Linked DNA regions of Homo sapiens: region 2 is linked to region 1. The links are chromatin loops, found by intact Hi-C in ENCODE. Cell type or tissue: CD4-positive, alpha-beta T cell. All regions are shown on one strand.

What was found. Hi-C counts contacts between places; a loop is a spot of excess contacts. Peaks named below come from ENCODE experiments on the same cell type or tissue, not always from the same donor. Only the 100,000 strongest peaks of a DNase experiment are listed, where the experiment ranks them.
Region 2: it touches region 1 in a loop (3-fold over the local background); 50 of 110 quality-filtered maps call a loop at or near these places.

The regions. Positions count from the first base shown.
Region 1 is chr12:54,954,156-54,962,155 of GRCh38, forward strand. It overlaps TESPA1 (thymocyte expressed, positive selection associated 1), which reads right to left. Exons shown (of 11, transcript NM_001136030.3): 10 at 7,013-7,112. The coding sequence ends at 7,014. Among named protein-coding and RNA genes, the nearest start is that of TESPA1, 27 kb to the right of the region's middle. RefSeq lists an enhancer at 5,166-5,215. In CD4-positive, alpha-beta T cell, CTCF peaks have their summits at 4,093 (motif pointing left) and 4,292; a DNase peak (open chromatin) is centred at 4,096; H3K27ac peaks cover 2,925 bases.
Region 2 is chr12:54,599,732-54,607,731 of GRCh38, forward strand. No RefSeq gene overlaps it. Among named protein-coding and RNA genes, the nearest start is that of PPP1R1A, 15 kb to the left of the region's middle. In CD4-positive, alpha-beta T cell, CTCF peaks have their summits at 3,637 (motif pointing right) and 3,836; a DNase peak (open chromatin) is centred at 3,670.

The sequences.
Region 1 (8,000 bases):
GTAACAGCCTAAACTTCTGCTCAATCAGGGCCATATGCTCTGATGGAAACGGCCTTGGCTTGGATCTCAGGAGACCTGGGCCTTAGTTCTGGCTCTGACACTAACTAGTTGCATGATCTTGCTAAGTCCTTTTCTTGAGCCCATTCAAGTATAAAATGGATTTCAGGTAAATGAAATCACAAAATGCAAAACCACAGACAAAATAACACTTCTGTATCTTCTTTTCTCTTCCTCAGTCTTCCCTTTATCTATACTGTCTCATTCTTTCTTTGGCTGTGGAAGGCAGAAAGATAATCTTTATCTGCATTGCTTAATCCCCATTTTCTAAGTTGTAGTTCAAATGGATCACCAAGATTACTTCCAAGGCTGCCAAGGCACACAACATCAGGTGTCAACATTCACATAGAAAGCAATGTAAGAATTGCTTTTGAGGATGTGCAGAGAAGAGGAGGTCCTGGCTTCATCCACACCACTTTACACAGTCCTTCTGGTAGAAAGAGCCTCTAGTAATTATACTGTATAGCATTTTCAGAAATATTGTCTCATATAAGTCTTATATAGAGAGATGATGTCCACAGGATTATCCATGCCATCACATATTGCAAGGCTTCCTTTCTTTTAAAGGCTGAATAATATTTCACTGTATATATATGTCTCATTTTCTTTATCTATTCATCCACTGATGGACATTAAGTTTGTTTCCACATCTTAGTCATTGGGAATAGTGCTGCAGTGAAAATAGGAGTGCTAATATCTCTTCAAGATCCTGATTTCAATTCTTTTGGATAATTACCCAGAAATAGGATTGCTACATCATATGGTAGTTCCACTTTTTATTTTTTGAGGAAACTTAGTACTCTTTTCCATAGCCGTTGCACCATGTTACATTCTTACCAACAGTGTACAGAAGTTTCAGTTACTCTACATCCTTGCGAACACGTATCTTTCTTTTCACTAATAGCCATCCTAACAGGTTTAAGGTAATATTTCATTGTGATTTTGATTTGCATTTTCTTGATGATTAGTGATACTGAGAATCTTTTGATATACCTGTTGTGCACTTGTATGTCTTCTTTCAATAAATGATAATTCCAAAATATATGAGAAACTTCTTCAACTTAATAACAAAACAAACAAATAGATCATCCAATTAAAAAAATGGACAAAGGTTGACATCCATCCCTTTGAAATGTAATTATCAAGGAGGGTAGCACCTGTCTCTTCCAGTCTCAATGGGCAGGTGGGCATCTAACTTAAGCACTTTGTTTTAACTTGCAAAAACCACTTCCTGTCTTAAAAATATGAGGTTTATTTTTTTCTTTGCATAAAGCCAATTGACTGACACAGATGGCCACTCCAATTACCAGGTAAGTCTAGGGTGAACTGTGAGTGACAAATGATTCTGTTAAGTCTTCTTACTTGAGGACAAAGTATTGTTTATTTGACAACAGCCATGTAATGGGTTGTATCTGCCTGGCTATGTACAAGGGTAAGATTTCGTTCTGTGTTTGCAATCTGTTTAGTGGATGTTCTGTAATACATATCATAGTCTGCTTCAATGGTATTCAAAAATAAAACTTTCTTTCTTTTACACCTTTGTGGAGTGATTTCCTGGGGTGGGAGGAGATTTTGTTTTTAATTATATTTTCCCAACAGAGGCAAAACAACCTTGGTAAGAATTGTAAATGAGGTGGAAAAATATTCACAATTTCTTGATGTCCTCCCACTATCCCTCCCCCTTGTCTAATCTCTTCTTACACTTCACATCTGACTGTCCCTCTTCAGAATTTATTTTGATATAAAAATGTGTCCAGTATCATCATCTATAAAATGGGGAATAATGAAAGACCTTATGTCATAGGATGAAATGATTTAATATCCATAAGTGCTAAAGATACTGTCTGCTATGTAGTAATCCCTATATATATTGTTATTGGTAATATTATCACATAGGACAATCTTACATCAAAGAGAAGACTGTAGCTACCCAACTTACACAGGTTCCACCAAGTACAAACAGATAGTGCTTTGAGTTACCCACCATTTGGGGGTATCTCAAGCTAGTTTTCTTCTTTGTCTTGTGCTCTGAACGAGCATTCCCACCTAGTCCCTCCTGTCTCTTCTGCTGCCACCAGCAGGGGTGACCATAAAAATGAAAACTTCCACCTCTAGATATGGTCACTTCACAAAGAGAATAAATATTGACCTGTGCTACCTCAGATCTGGTAAAAGAAACAAAAAGAACGACAAAAAAATAAAAACTTTCTCCTTGGCTCTGCCGCTTATAAGTGTGATAAAGGTCAAGTGGTTTAAATGTCAACACAGGAAACCAATAGAAAGGGCTGTGAATTTGACATTTTTGAGCATGGTGGAAATTATGAGGAAAGATGTGGGTCATCCTTTCTCAGGAACTTGGAGGAAGATTAAAACCTCTTTCCCAGCAGAGACTAAATGAGAAGGTGGCAAGTGAAGAAAGCTGTTGGCTGCGGGTCAAGGTCCTCTTTTAATAGAAAAGGTGCCTGTTTGACTTCATTTCGTGTTGCCATGACAATACCACAGATAACGGCAATTTTTAAAGAAAAGAAATTTATTTCTTACAATTCTGGAGGCTGGCAAATCCAAGGTCAAAAGCCTGCATCTGGTGAGGGCCTCCTTGTAGCATCATCCCATGGCGGAAGATGGAGGGGGAAGACAGCGTGAGAGGGCAAGAAAGCAAGACACAGCCAAACTTGGTTTTATAACAAGCTCACTTGAGATAACGAATCCTCTCCCACAATAGTGACATTAATCCATTTACGAGGACAGAGCCCTCATGACCTAGTCACCTCTCAAAGGTTTGACCTCTCAGCACTGCATGGGGGGTTAAGGTTCCAATATACCAACTTTGCGAGACTCATTCAAACCACAGCAGTGCCCTTGTGCTAATTACAGAAAGGCACTCACCCTATGTGAATGAATTAGAAAAAAATGGAGCTCGCTCTTAGAAGATGAAAGCCCTAGAGTTTTTGGATGGCAAGCTCAGTAGGGCTGGATTCTAATTCCCATTTGCCTACTCAGCTGGGTGTCTCTGGGCAATGCATGGGCTGCACAACGCTACACGGTGGCTGGCTGAGTGCTGCTACCACTTCCTATCCACTACTAACAAGTAGTAGTTAATACCTGGAACTTAAAACGACATTATAATGGAAGATCACTAATCTCCAGGAAATAATTACAGACTCTGAAAAAGGCAGAAGTGGGACTATTTCCCAGCAGAACTGAAAAAAATTATCCCACTTAGCTCTGCCTTTGATTGTGGTGAGTGAACTTCCCCCTTCCATATTTATCACACAGGCTTTAATATTGGCAGTACTGAGCTGTTGCTATAGCTCTCTCCGCTTCTTGAGATTTCTTAAAGGGTAATAGAGGAGTGGATTGAGAGAAATAGGTTATAGCTTTGTGAAAAGATGGTTAAACAAATGCACAGGACATTGGAAAAATTTGGGAACTACTGTGACCCCTTCCTCAGCCAAAGACTGCGTCAGGAAAGAAGAGATCTCTTATTCTTCTAGGTAATCATAGAAAAAAATCACAAAATATTTTCCTAACTTACTTGAGAGAAAAAGTGCATTTAATTTATAAAGTTATGCTATTTCATTGATGATCATAAACCATTTTTTGTAAGACTCATAATTATTTTACATTCCACTTAAGGAGGCAAAAAAAGACAACTAAATTGGCTGACACTATGAATTTTAAGGCACAACCTAATTTCAGAGATGTTAAAATGTGGAAAAATGTGTGCCTTAGAATCAATAAAATACAGCATTTTAAACCATTGCCTCTCCTGCTGTAATGAAGCCCCATCACTGGCAGAAAATGGAATCTAGTTAGGTACTTGAAATGTATGACTCCTAGCAATACTTTCTCCCTAGCAATTCAATTCTGATATTTTAAAATACTGACCTTTAGACAAAGTTGGGACAGGTTTGTGAGAGGAACTTGTGTTCTGGGCATTGCATTGCATAGATTGCCCAGGAATGTATAACCATATAAATCCTGCACACAGCCTGCTTTGTGGAACATCTTGGCATTTTTTTTCTTGTGCAAGGCTGACATCTGCTGGACAAACAACACTTAAGCAAAGTGTTGCATTTTAGAGTAAATTCAATTCTTGGCAAGAACCTACTTGTGGAGTATATACTACACATTTTCTGAGGAGAAGTTGCATGTAATTCTTATCTTTGTTTTTTTATAGGTAAGGTGTTTTTTCCTTCTGGCTTCTTTTATGATTTTTCCCTTTACTTGTGATTTTCTGTAGTTTAAAAATTATAAGCTTAGGTGTAGATTTTTGCGTTTTTTTGTGCGTGTGTTTATTCTTTTCGGTGTTCTCTGAGCTCTCTGGATCTGTGGTTTGGTATCTGACATTCATTTGGGGGAATTCTCAATTATTATTGTTTCAGATATTTCTTTTATTTCTTTCTCTCTTTCTTCTCCTTCTGGAATTTCCATTATGCATATGTTACACCTTTTGTAACTGTCCCACATTTCATGGATATTCTCTTATATTTTTTTCAGTCTTCTCTTAGCTTTTCAGTTTTGGTGGTTTTTATAGCTATAGTCTCAAGCTCAGAGATTCTTTCCTCAGCCATGTCCAGTCCACCAATAAGCCCATCAAAGGCATTCCTCATTTCTGTGACACCATTTTTTATCTCTAGCATTTTTTTTACTCTAAGGATTTCCATCTCTCTGTTCATTTGTTCTTGCGCACAGACTACTTTATCCATTAGAGCCCTTATCATTTTAGTTGTTTTAAATTTCCAGTTTGATAATCCTAACATCCCTGTCATATCTGAGACTGGTTTTAACGTTTTCTCTGTTTCTTCAACCTGTTTTTGCCTTTTACTATGTCTTTTTTTTACAACTGGACGCGATGTACTGAGTAAAAGAAATTGATGTAAATAGGCTTTTAGTAATGTGGTGGTAAGGTTTAGGGAGAAGGGAAGCGTTCCATGGTCTTATGGTTAGGTCTCAGTCTTCCAGTGAGACTGTGCCTCTGGATTGTGACTCTCACCTGTGCTTCTCATCCTCTCTGTCCCCTTTAATGGGACGGGATGGCTAGAGTAGGCAGGAGTTGGGTGTTTCCCTTCCTTCAGGTCGGTTAGTCTCTGATAAAACCTCATCCGGTTAGGTTTTTGGTATCTAGTTTCTCCCGAGGGAAGACTTTGTTAAGAGGAATAGAATGCTCTGCTGCATTTCAAAATGGTTCCTTTCTCCCGCCCCCTGCGGGAAACACTAGGGGATTTTTCTCCAGTATTTCCTGTGAGAACATGGTTGAGCTCCTAGAAGTAAGACTCCCAGAAACAAGGGGCCTCCCAATGACTGGGTCTCCCTAGAGTTTTTATTTCTCAGACTGGTCCATGCTGAGCATCCAGTAATTCCTCGGTTATTGTCCGGGTTCTCTACCGTGGTTCTGATTCCTGGGGGAGTTTATGCTTTGGGGTTTTTGCTCTAACAAGTCATAAATCTTTGCATTTGCCTATTTCTCTAATTTGAGGAGAAGTGGTTTGCCCTGTGACCCACTTCTCTGATGGGTCTAGAACGGTTACTAATTTTTCAGTCTGTTCAGGTTTTTACTTGTTGTTTGGGTGGAGTGGCCGCTTCTAGCTCCTAACATGCCAGACCAGCAACTGAAACCATCTGAAACTTCTTGAAGTGCATATGACATATTGATGCCTTCTGCTATTTACCTCTTTTGTGACTAAATACATACATATGATTCATATACCCTGAGATGTAGGTAGTAGGTAAGAGAGAAACAAGAGTGATTAGATTCCTAAAACCACAGAGAATTAGAATTAAAACAGTTAGAATTGTAAATATCTTTGTGTGTCTGAGCAAGTACCACTGAAATTTTGGAGTATTAACTAAGAAAACAATTAGACTAGAAAATGTAGAAAATGGTACCAAGATATCCAAAATAAAGGAATCTCTAAGCAAGATTTATTTACTTAATTCAATAAAGATTTTAATTTATACTATCTGGGGAAAATACCATTATCCCTTATGCCATTTTCTTTGTGGTTGTAGCAGATAGGTGGTTAAAACTACAGAAAGATTAATTTTCATTAGTTTAAATAATAAATTACTGGCCAAACTATTTAAAGGTATAAGAGATATCTCTGAAAAAATTAATACTGAAAAACTCATATCTGGAGGAAAGAAATTTTAGCTGCAATAAATAACAATGTGAAATTCATTTCCTGCTTTGAGGAGGGGAGGGAGAGCTACCTTCATCAGACCACAGTTGCAGAAGGGAGCTCAGACCCTAAATGAGCATAGCTGTGAGGTACATTGAGGAGTCTGCTCTGAGTTCAATGATGTGGGCTGATTAGAACATAGCTGAAAGCAGGTGTTGGGATATTGATTTCCATGGCTGGTCCTCACCTGTTACAAAACTTCTACTACAATGAGTTTCAAACTTCAATATGCAATCAATTATCTAACCTAAAGATCTTGGTAAAACTGTGATTCATTAGGTCTGGGGTGGGGGCTGACAGTCCACATTTCTAACAAAATCCCAGGGGATGCTGATGCTCCTTGTATCTGTACACTACAGTTTGAATATTAAAGTTCTACACAATGTCTCCTGGAACAGCAGTTCTCAGACTGTGATTACCAGACCAGCAGCAATAGCATCACCTGAGAACTTCTTAGAAATGCAAATTCTTTGGTTCTATCCAGGCCAATTCAATCAGACACTCTGGGAGCTGGGATCTGGTCATTTGTATTTTAACAAGCCCTCCAGGTGATTGTGATGCCTGCCAAAGCCTGGGCATCATTGATCTAGAGAGGTATTTTCCAGCCATAATAGAATTACCTGGAAGCTTAAAATAATTAGTCATTGGTTTCCAATTAAATCAGAATTACAGAATGTGGGACCCTTTATTATGGGTTTAAAAAAAAAAAACCTTCCTCATTTGATTACAATGTGCAGCCAGGTTTGAGAACTGCCTGAGAGAGGCCCACTTACTTCACGAGTCTTTGCCAGCAAAAGTCTGGTGGTGGTGGGGGTGCCTGGGTCTGCTGGGCCAGCGACTCTGACTCTGCTCCTCCTCACTGTTGCTTTGCACCTGTAACCAAGATCCCACAGAACTCAGCCAGAGCCAAGGGGGAAAGGGGGTAAGGAAAGGTGCAGGTGGCAGGTAGCTGTAGGGGAAGGAGGCTGAGTGTACTTGAGAGACAGCCTCTTCTGTGGTGTCAGGGACACAGTAATGAGGAAGGCAGGAGCGGAGGTGTAGCTCTACATTCAAGGAGAGGTGACATACATGCAAATGATATTTCAAATAATCACGGCTTCTTTTTGTGGCAAGGATTTAAAAGCTTTTTAAAGAGATCCCAACACTTCATGGAAGTATCTTCCATAGACCCAGGCGAGAGGAGTTCTGAGTCTTAGAGGGTCAGAAGAGTTGGTGGACTTAGAGAACACGAAGAGTTGGTGGACTTAGAGAATGTGCCCACCTAGTCCTGCACTATTCCTTCTAGAACATTCTTTGGTTACCCAGAATCACAAAGTTTGCTGGTCAAATGGCCCCAAGCCGGTTGCAGGAATGTGCGCTGGTTTTGCCTGATGACTGTTCTCTCAAGGGCTGACCTCTCCAGTAGTGTATGCAGCCTAGGCCCAAATGATGACCAATGGCTCTTTGTGTAGGTGGGAGCTTGTGGCATTTGGATGTGCAGGCTCGGGTAACCAAACATGGACATGCAAGGTCCCTTATGGTATAGGACAGGTCTGGGCACTGGAAGATAAGGGAACAGGTCAGGAGCTGGGGAGTGGTTCTGCTCACACTGTCACATTTTAGCACAGAAGTCCTAACAGTCTGAGAATCCTAGATTGAAATCTGGACTTCTGGGTCTTTATGGTTAGATATTTGTCAAGGTAAGGGAGAATTTATTTTATTTAAGAGTGGTTAGCTTTGTGTAAAACTGCTCTCCATTTGTAATCTCATGAGGACCACAAC
Region 2 (8,000 bases), 350 kb before region 1:
AAGATTGTAATGGCATGGCTTCAACAGAACAGAAGTTAAACAGAGATAATATGGTGGCTCCACAATATTCTGGACATTCTATCTCGTTACCCTTTCTTTTCAATATGTAGCTTCCATTTAGTGGCCTAAGAGGGCTGCTCTAGCTCCCATGCCTTTATCTCATTCCAGTCAGCGTGAAGGATTTAGAAAGGAGAAAGGGAGGACACACTCTTTCTGTCAAGGGCACCACCTGTCATTTGCCCTTATTGTATTTGTTCATATCCTCCTGTCCAAAACCTAGTCACTTGGCCACATCTGTCTGTAAGGAAGCTTGGGAAATGAAGTTATTAGCTACATGGAAAAAATGGCAGGGTCAGTGAATCGGAGGTCTGGATCAGGTCAAAGAATTGTTACAACTGGACTTCTACTGTAATGGAGATGGAAGGGCAGGAAATTGTGGCCAGACGTGGGATTCTTGAATTTAGGATTTTGGAAGTGGCTGTGGTGGCGCGTAGGCTGAGGTACAAAGGTTAAGAACTGAGAAGTCAGAGTGTTGGGGGGTCATCGGCATGAACACTGACAGTCCTCAAAAAAGGACAGGAGCAAGTGGGAAGAGGAAGACCAGGTGCTGAGGTTAGGGGCTCCCTGTAAGGGAGAGGGGTTGGTAGGAGGGCGCAGCATGTATTCTGAGCTTCAAAGAAGGGGAGATTTTGGAGTAGAACGGAAGAGGAATGGTTTAGAAGTGGCAGTGGAGAACAAGGAGGAAAATCCTTCTTCCCACCTTCGGATTCTGAGGCGGTTGGTGGCTAAAGGAGAAAGCAGTTTCCACTTGAGAGTGAAATAGAGGTTGTCAGAGTCTCAGAAAATCTGAAATTATTATTATTATTATTTTTTAAAGGACAGGTTCTTACTCTCTCACCCAGGCTGGAGTACAGTGGCATGATTGTAGCTCACTGCAGCCTTGAACTCCTGGGCTTAAGTGATCCTCCCACCTCAGCCTCTGAAGTAGCTGGGGCTACAGGCACGTGCCACCATGCCCAGCTAATTGTTTTTATTTTAGAGACAGGGTCTTGCTATGTTGCCTAGTCTGGTCTTGAAAACCTAGCCTCAAGCGTTCCTCCCACCTTGGCCTCCCAAAGCTCTAGAATTACAGGCATGAGCCACCACACCTGGCCTTAAAATGTTATTTTAGATTAGGCAATATCAGTTGAAAGATGGGAGAAGAAAGAAGAAAAAACGGGTATCAGTTGAAAGTTGGGAGAAGAAAGAAAAAAAAGGGAGATTAAGCAATAGAGAGAAAATTCAAAACAAGACATTGGGAATACCAAGGAATTTACTGACCACTGATCAGGAGTTCTAGAGGGCATAGTAAAAGGGTTTGGCAGAGAGAGACTGGGCAGAGAGAATTGGGCTAGATTTGGGGCTGACAGAGCCAAACAGGGTAGGGGTTCTGGATGACAAATATATCTGAAAGCTTTGGCTTGGTCCTGGAAGTGACTGTGGTCAACAGAGAGACAGAACCCAAGGATCTTGGTTGCCCACCTTTCTACAAGAGGAATCAGGACAAGGAATAGACCTTGGTGCCTACCTGAATGGTTTCAAGGCCTTTGGTGACTGATTCCTATGGCTTAAGGGGGGATGTGAGTGGTGGCTAATCCCATGGGAGATGTGTGGGAGCAGAATAACTAATGGCCCCACAAAGAGGTCCACGTCGGAAATCACAGAACCTGTAAGTGTGTTGGGTTACACTGGCAACAGAGAATTAAGGTTGCAGATTGAACTGAGGTTGCTAATCAGCTGGTCTTAAAATAGGGAAATTCTCCTAGATTATCTGGGTGGGCCTGGTATAATCTCAAGCATCCCTAAATGTGGACAAAGGATTCCAAAGAGATAACTAGACTGATGGCAGGGTGAGAAGCCTTGGCCGGATGGGGCTGGCTTTGAAAATGGAGGAATGGGGCCATGGGCCAAAGACTGTGGACAGCCTTTAGAAGCTGGAAAGGGCAAGGAAATGAATTCTCCCCTAGAGACTCCAGAAAGGAACGCAGCCCTGCCTGCTGACATGCCTTGATTTTAGCCCAGTGAGACCCATCTGGAACTCCTGAACTACAGAACTGTAAAATAATTAATTTGTGTTGTTTTAAGCTGGTAAATTTGTGGTAATTTGTAATTAGAAAACTAATACAAGATGAAAGGCTCTCTTCTGGGTGACTGCTCCTTCCCACAGGGTGAGATGCTATGACAGCTGGTGAGACAGAACATTTATTACACCACGTTTCACCAGGGGGCGGAGTTAATGCATCAACAGGAATGTTCCTCAACAGCTTTGCCTCTTTCCCTCCTGCCCTCTCTCATGAGGGTGCACACTTGGACAGGACTTCACCTTCCCACCTCTTCCCTGGGGGATGCATGCTGTTTCTCTCACCGTTTAGTGGCTCAGGCAGGACAGAGAGAAGGCCCCTTTTGGGCTTGTGTCTCGATAGCATTCTCCAGCTCAGCCTTGCCAGAGAGGTCAGAGTGCTGTGGGTTCCCCGGCACTTGTCTGGCTGTTAATACAATCGATGTTTTGGTTTCCTTTTTGCTCCTTGTTCTCTGGACACCTTCTCCATTGGCCAGACTCAGAGGGGCAGAGGGATGACGTGCTGGTGGCCCTCCCTGGAGCTGTGATGGTGAAGTCAAAGACTGGCCTTGGGGGACCCAAATACAGTGGATTTTAACAGCAAACACTCTAAAGGTAACTCTGACCTGCAGCTGCGTGGGTGCAGCTGAGGCTGGAATGAAATTATCCCAATTCCACTTGGGTACAGAGCATAAGGCTGTGAAATTTTGGCTTCAGATGATGTGTGTTAATATTTAGTAGGTGATGCTAGGTTGGCTGTCCAACTGATTGTCTAGTTTGGTTTCTTTTATGTTGTTGTTCACTTTTTTCCTAGTTTTCATTTAACACGTTTCTCTTGTTCTTTTTTCTCACCCACAGATGCAGGTCCCAATGTGTGCTTTGTTTTGAACTGCATTTAGGGTGGCAGGAAGACTCAGGAGGGATTTTGTTTATGGCCTGATCACAGGCTCCTGGGATTATTTCCTACCACGTAGTCTCAAAGTGGCTTGGGGTTGTACATTTATGAAGCTCCAGCCAGGGTTTCAGATTTCAGAGTCCCACTGTGGGATTAACCACAGAGGTGTGGTCGACTTCATACAGATAAAAATAATGGGATCCTTTATGTGGAGGAAATGTCACTGGGTGAAAGTGAAGAAAAACTCCATGGAATTACTATAAACTTGAAGAGTATGGGAGAAATGAACAAGTCCTGTACCTGGAAAACTCTTTAGAAATCATATTTTCCTAAGAATCAGGGAAACGTGGGGTTCATATAAGGTACAAGTCTTGGTCTTATAGTGAGACAAGTCAGACAGAAAGGGAAAAGAAAAAAGAGGGCAGTTCTGTTGATTGAGTTGGGAGAAAAGATGAGATTTTCTCAGGAGAAAGTTTGAGTTCATAGAGCCCATGCTTGAGATACATTAAAAGAGAAGGGAAATGGCTCTATGCCTAGATAGTTTTAAGGATGGAACTAGAAGAGAGCAGAATATTTATTTATTTCTAGATCACGGAGGGTGAATGGGGCCTGGAGAGATTTAACAACGATGCAAAACAGTTTGAGGCCGCTAGAGGGAGCGTTGACCCAGTCACTTGCACAGAGTGAGGGAAGACGAACAGGAAGTTTAGTGGTGAAACATTATTAGGTAAGTTTCAAAGGAATGCAGGTTTTTTTTTTTTTTAATGGGGGTTTGGGGGCTGTTATTGCCCATGTCCTGAGGAAGCATGCCACAGAATTACTGAGAAGATGAAATACACTCTAAAGGGAATTCATGCGTGAAATAAATAGATCTAGTCACGTCTGAGATTCTATGTTTTCTAAAAATTTTTAATTTTTTAATTGACAAATCATAGTTGTATACATTTAAGGGGTACAATGTGATGTTTCGATATATGTATACATTGTGGTATGATTGAATCAAGCTTAAACTTCTAAATATCATAAGATGATAGAAATATCCTAAGCCCCCACTTTGAAAGAAGAGGCTGTATACATGACCCCACCCTCTGAAGGCAAACTTAATGCCAACATTAGTCACTCCACGAGAGATTTCTCCCACTTGTGAAGTCAAGGCTTTCTCTCTTCTTGCAGATACCACTTAGTTTCTGCCACAGTATGATGCTGGCATTAGCCATGGGATTCCTGCACAGCTCAAGTGCCCCATGTGTCTTTTGAGCCTTGAGGAGGAGACTGACATGGAGATGCCTTGCCATCCCCTCTTCCAACGCAACTGAACCTTCCCTGGTTAAGCAAGACAAATTCCTCCCGCTATGCTGCCGTGAGCTGCTCACTGATAATGACATGTAGGAGGAACACAGATGAGATGAGGCCCACAAGCAGCAGCAGAAGTGTGGCTGGAGAACCTGCATGGAGCCAGGTATACCTGAGGCACTGCGGCTGAGCGCTGGCCCTCCATGACATCTCTCTCTGCACCTTGAACCTGTGTAGAAGGTTTTTTTCTTCCACCTTCTACCCCTGCAAAACAAACAAACAAACAAACAAACAAACAAAACAACCCTTAAAAGCCCCACAAAAAACCATGCACTAGGGCCTGGGCACATAATTGCTCTGGGGCCTGAGAATGTGCTTGTGTTTCTGAGTTTGGTTGGTGCAGAGCTGGTGCATGGTATTTCGTGTATCCTAGTTACTCTAACTTTGAAAAGGAGGGACCCATGAGCTCCTTGGGGTTGGATTAAGTCAACCTTGTAGATGCCAGAGGAACTACTCACATTTCAGGGGGAAAAAGACCAGGAGGGAGCCAGTCCCCTGCCTCCAGGCATAGCAGCCTTTCCCCTGACTCCCAGGGAACATGCCCCATGCTGGTGGCTCTGTGTCCTCCTCATCCTCTACAGATTTGTGAGGCTTCACCATGATCCTTCTTGTAGTCACACCTTAGAGACCTAGGCGGTGGCTCACCCCGGGCCAGAGAGAGGATGGAGACGCAGGTACCTAACCCTATCTCCACATTGGGAAGCTAAAGTGATAGGGAGAGTGTGTGTACCCCCCCCTTTCTCTTCCAGATCTTATTCTACCAAACAGCTGGAGCAACAAAAATGACAAAAACCACTCCCAGGCTGGGTGTGGTGGCTCACGCCTGTAATCCCGGCACTTTGGGAGGCCCAGGCGTGCGGATCACAAGGTCAAGAGATTGAGACCATCCTGGCCAACATGGTAAAACCCCATCTCTACTAAAAATACAAAAATTAGCTAGGCATGGTGGCCCGTGCCTGTAGTCCTAACTACTTGGGAGGCTGAGGCAGGAGAATTGCTTGAACCCAGGAGGTGGAGGTTGCAGTGAGCTGAGATCGCACCATTGCACTCCAGCCTGCTGACAGAGCGAGACTCCGTCTAAAAAAAAGAGAAGGAAAAAAAAAAAAAAGAAAAAAAAACCACTCTCTCCACCTCATCCCAACAGGTCACAAAGTTTTTCATGTTTGAAGGCCCAGCCAGAGCCTGGCAGCTGGTTGGGGGAGACAGAGAATGAGTTTTTGGGAATGGATTTTCTATTTATTTATTCAGAGACATAGCCTTGCTCTGTCACCCTGGGCTGGAGGGTAGTGGCGCAATCATAGCTCACTGCAGCGTTGAACTCCTGGGCTCAGGCGACCCTTTTGTGTCAGCCACCCAAGTAGCTGGGACTATATGTGTGCACCACCATGCCCAGCTAATTTTATATATATATATATATATATATTTTTTTTTTTTTAAATAAGGATGGGGGTCTTGCTATGTTGCTCAGGCTGCTCTCAAACTCCTGACCTCAAGTGATCCTGCCACTTTGGCCTCCTAAAGTGTTGGTATTACAGGCGAGAGCCACCATGCCTGGCTGGGAAATGAATTTTCTTTAAGAATGGAGATGTCTAGACAAATGGACATACCTAGATGCCTTTTGAATGAGACTCTGGGCTAAGGATGAGGAAAACATTGGGAGGGGAGGAATTTTGGACTTTACTTTTCTTGCACTGAAAGAGTGTATTTCAATTTTGTTCTTTGTGCCTTTTGAAATTAGGAGGATTGCTTGAGCCCATGAGGCAGAGGTTGCAGTGAGCAGAGATTGTGCCACTGCATTCCAGCTTGGGTGACAGAATGACAGAATGAGACCCTGCCTTAAAAAAAAAAAAAAAAAAAAAGAAAGAAAGAAAGAAAAATTAGAAGAGGTTTTATGTTCAAATTTAGGACTTTTTTTTTTTTTTTTTTTTTTTTGCTGGTGTTGAATTATTTGATCTTTTATGCTGCTACATAGTACTTATTTGTAACCCTCAAGTGAGCTCTACTGAGCAACATGACTGAGCAGATTGGAGAGAGGAAATAGAGTCTAGGGAACAGTACAGTCTTGGAGTTAATTTGTGTTCTATTTGAACTCAAATCAGAGGCTTGGGTATCAACAGTAAACTTGTCAAGCCACCAATTTCAGGAGGAAAGAACTGTGGTGAGGAGCTGTACTTTAATTTTTTTCATCTTAAAATGGAGATAACAAACTTTTTAAGTCTTTTGCAAGGGCTAAATTGGTAAATATGTATAAAGCATTTGCAACTAGGGCCTACCACATAGTGGGAGCTACTGTATATTAAATCAGTGGGCATATGGTAAGGCCACTTTTTAAGGCCACAAATGGCCAAATAGCTGCAGGGTAGAAGACCACTCTGATGTGCTGCTGATCTTCTCTCCCTCACCCCTCCAATCACAGCTGTGGCTGATCGCAGATCTCAGGCTCACCTGTTAAGCCCAAAGGCTTCAGAAGAGAGAAGGCTGTCTCTCTTATGTGACTCTGTGTTGGGGGCGTTCTTTCCTATCCCCTCCCAACAAGAAGAGCAGGTTGGAGGGAATATTTCCCAGTCTACCTTTCCATTCCTTCCCTCCTCCTCCCGGGGGAAGAGTAGTTGATCTTACAGATAAGAGCCTGATAGTGGCTTCTCCAGCCCTGTTTCTGTTCATTCAGTGAGTCAGTCGGGGTTGGGAATGTGGGCAGGGGCCCTTTAGCCTGAGGTCTCCCATCCAGTTTCCACAGACAGCCCTGCGCTCTGGGCTGTGGCACAGCTGTCCAGCCATTAATAAGATGGATGCTTTGATCCTCACTGGGTAACAACTCTCATATCCTTTTCTGTATTGGCCTGAACTGGAGGACCAAAAGGATGAATCTGGGGCTTCTTAATCTGCAAGACACTTCCATGTTCCTAATATCACCCACTCAGGAAACTTCCCTCTAGTTTTTTTTCCTGAATTCCACAGGCTCCTACCTTCCTTCCTCTGTCATTTTGAAAATAATTTTTCCTTATCTTAAGCTATATCTTGAGAAAGACCCATAATAGAACTTTCGATCTAGCTTGGGAGATGTTTTTGGTGGAGTTGTGTGTTCTTCCACTGGGAGGAAGGTGGGTAAACGAGGGAAAGTGGACATGTGGCAACTTTCTATACTAGGAGAAAGCAAAGGGAGGAAGTAGACTATTTTATCTGCCTCCAGGTCTGAATGTATTTCCAGATTCTCCTGGGCCAGGACAGACCAGCTCTGCATTGCAATAGGTCAGTTGCTATGTTGATCTTCTAAGCACATCTTTTCATGTGTCCTGGAGGTAGGACACTAGAGATCAGAGATATTTCCCTTCCTGCCATCCTACCTGCCCTTGAGTGACAGCTTCCCTTCATCTGTAAGACAGAAACCTTCATTTTCCCATGCTCTTCTTTACCCATTGAATCTCATATGCTGTTACAGTGAGAACTGGCCAGGGTTGGGAGGAGATTGGCACATATTAGGTAGATGCGCCTGGCACATAGTAAGCATGTGGGGGGTGTTTGTCGAGTGTGGGAATGGGAGTCATCCACTCTGTGGTGAAGCAGAAGTCTTGGCAGATGAGGGTGTAGAGGAAGAGGGTGGAGAGAAGACAAGAGGTTACAGGATGAGATGCTGGGAGCACAGAGTGTAGTCCA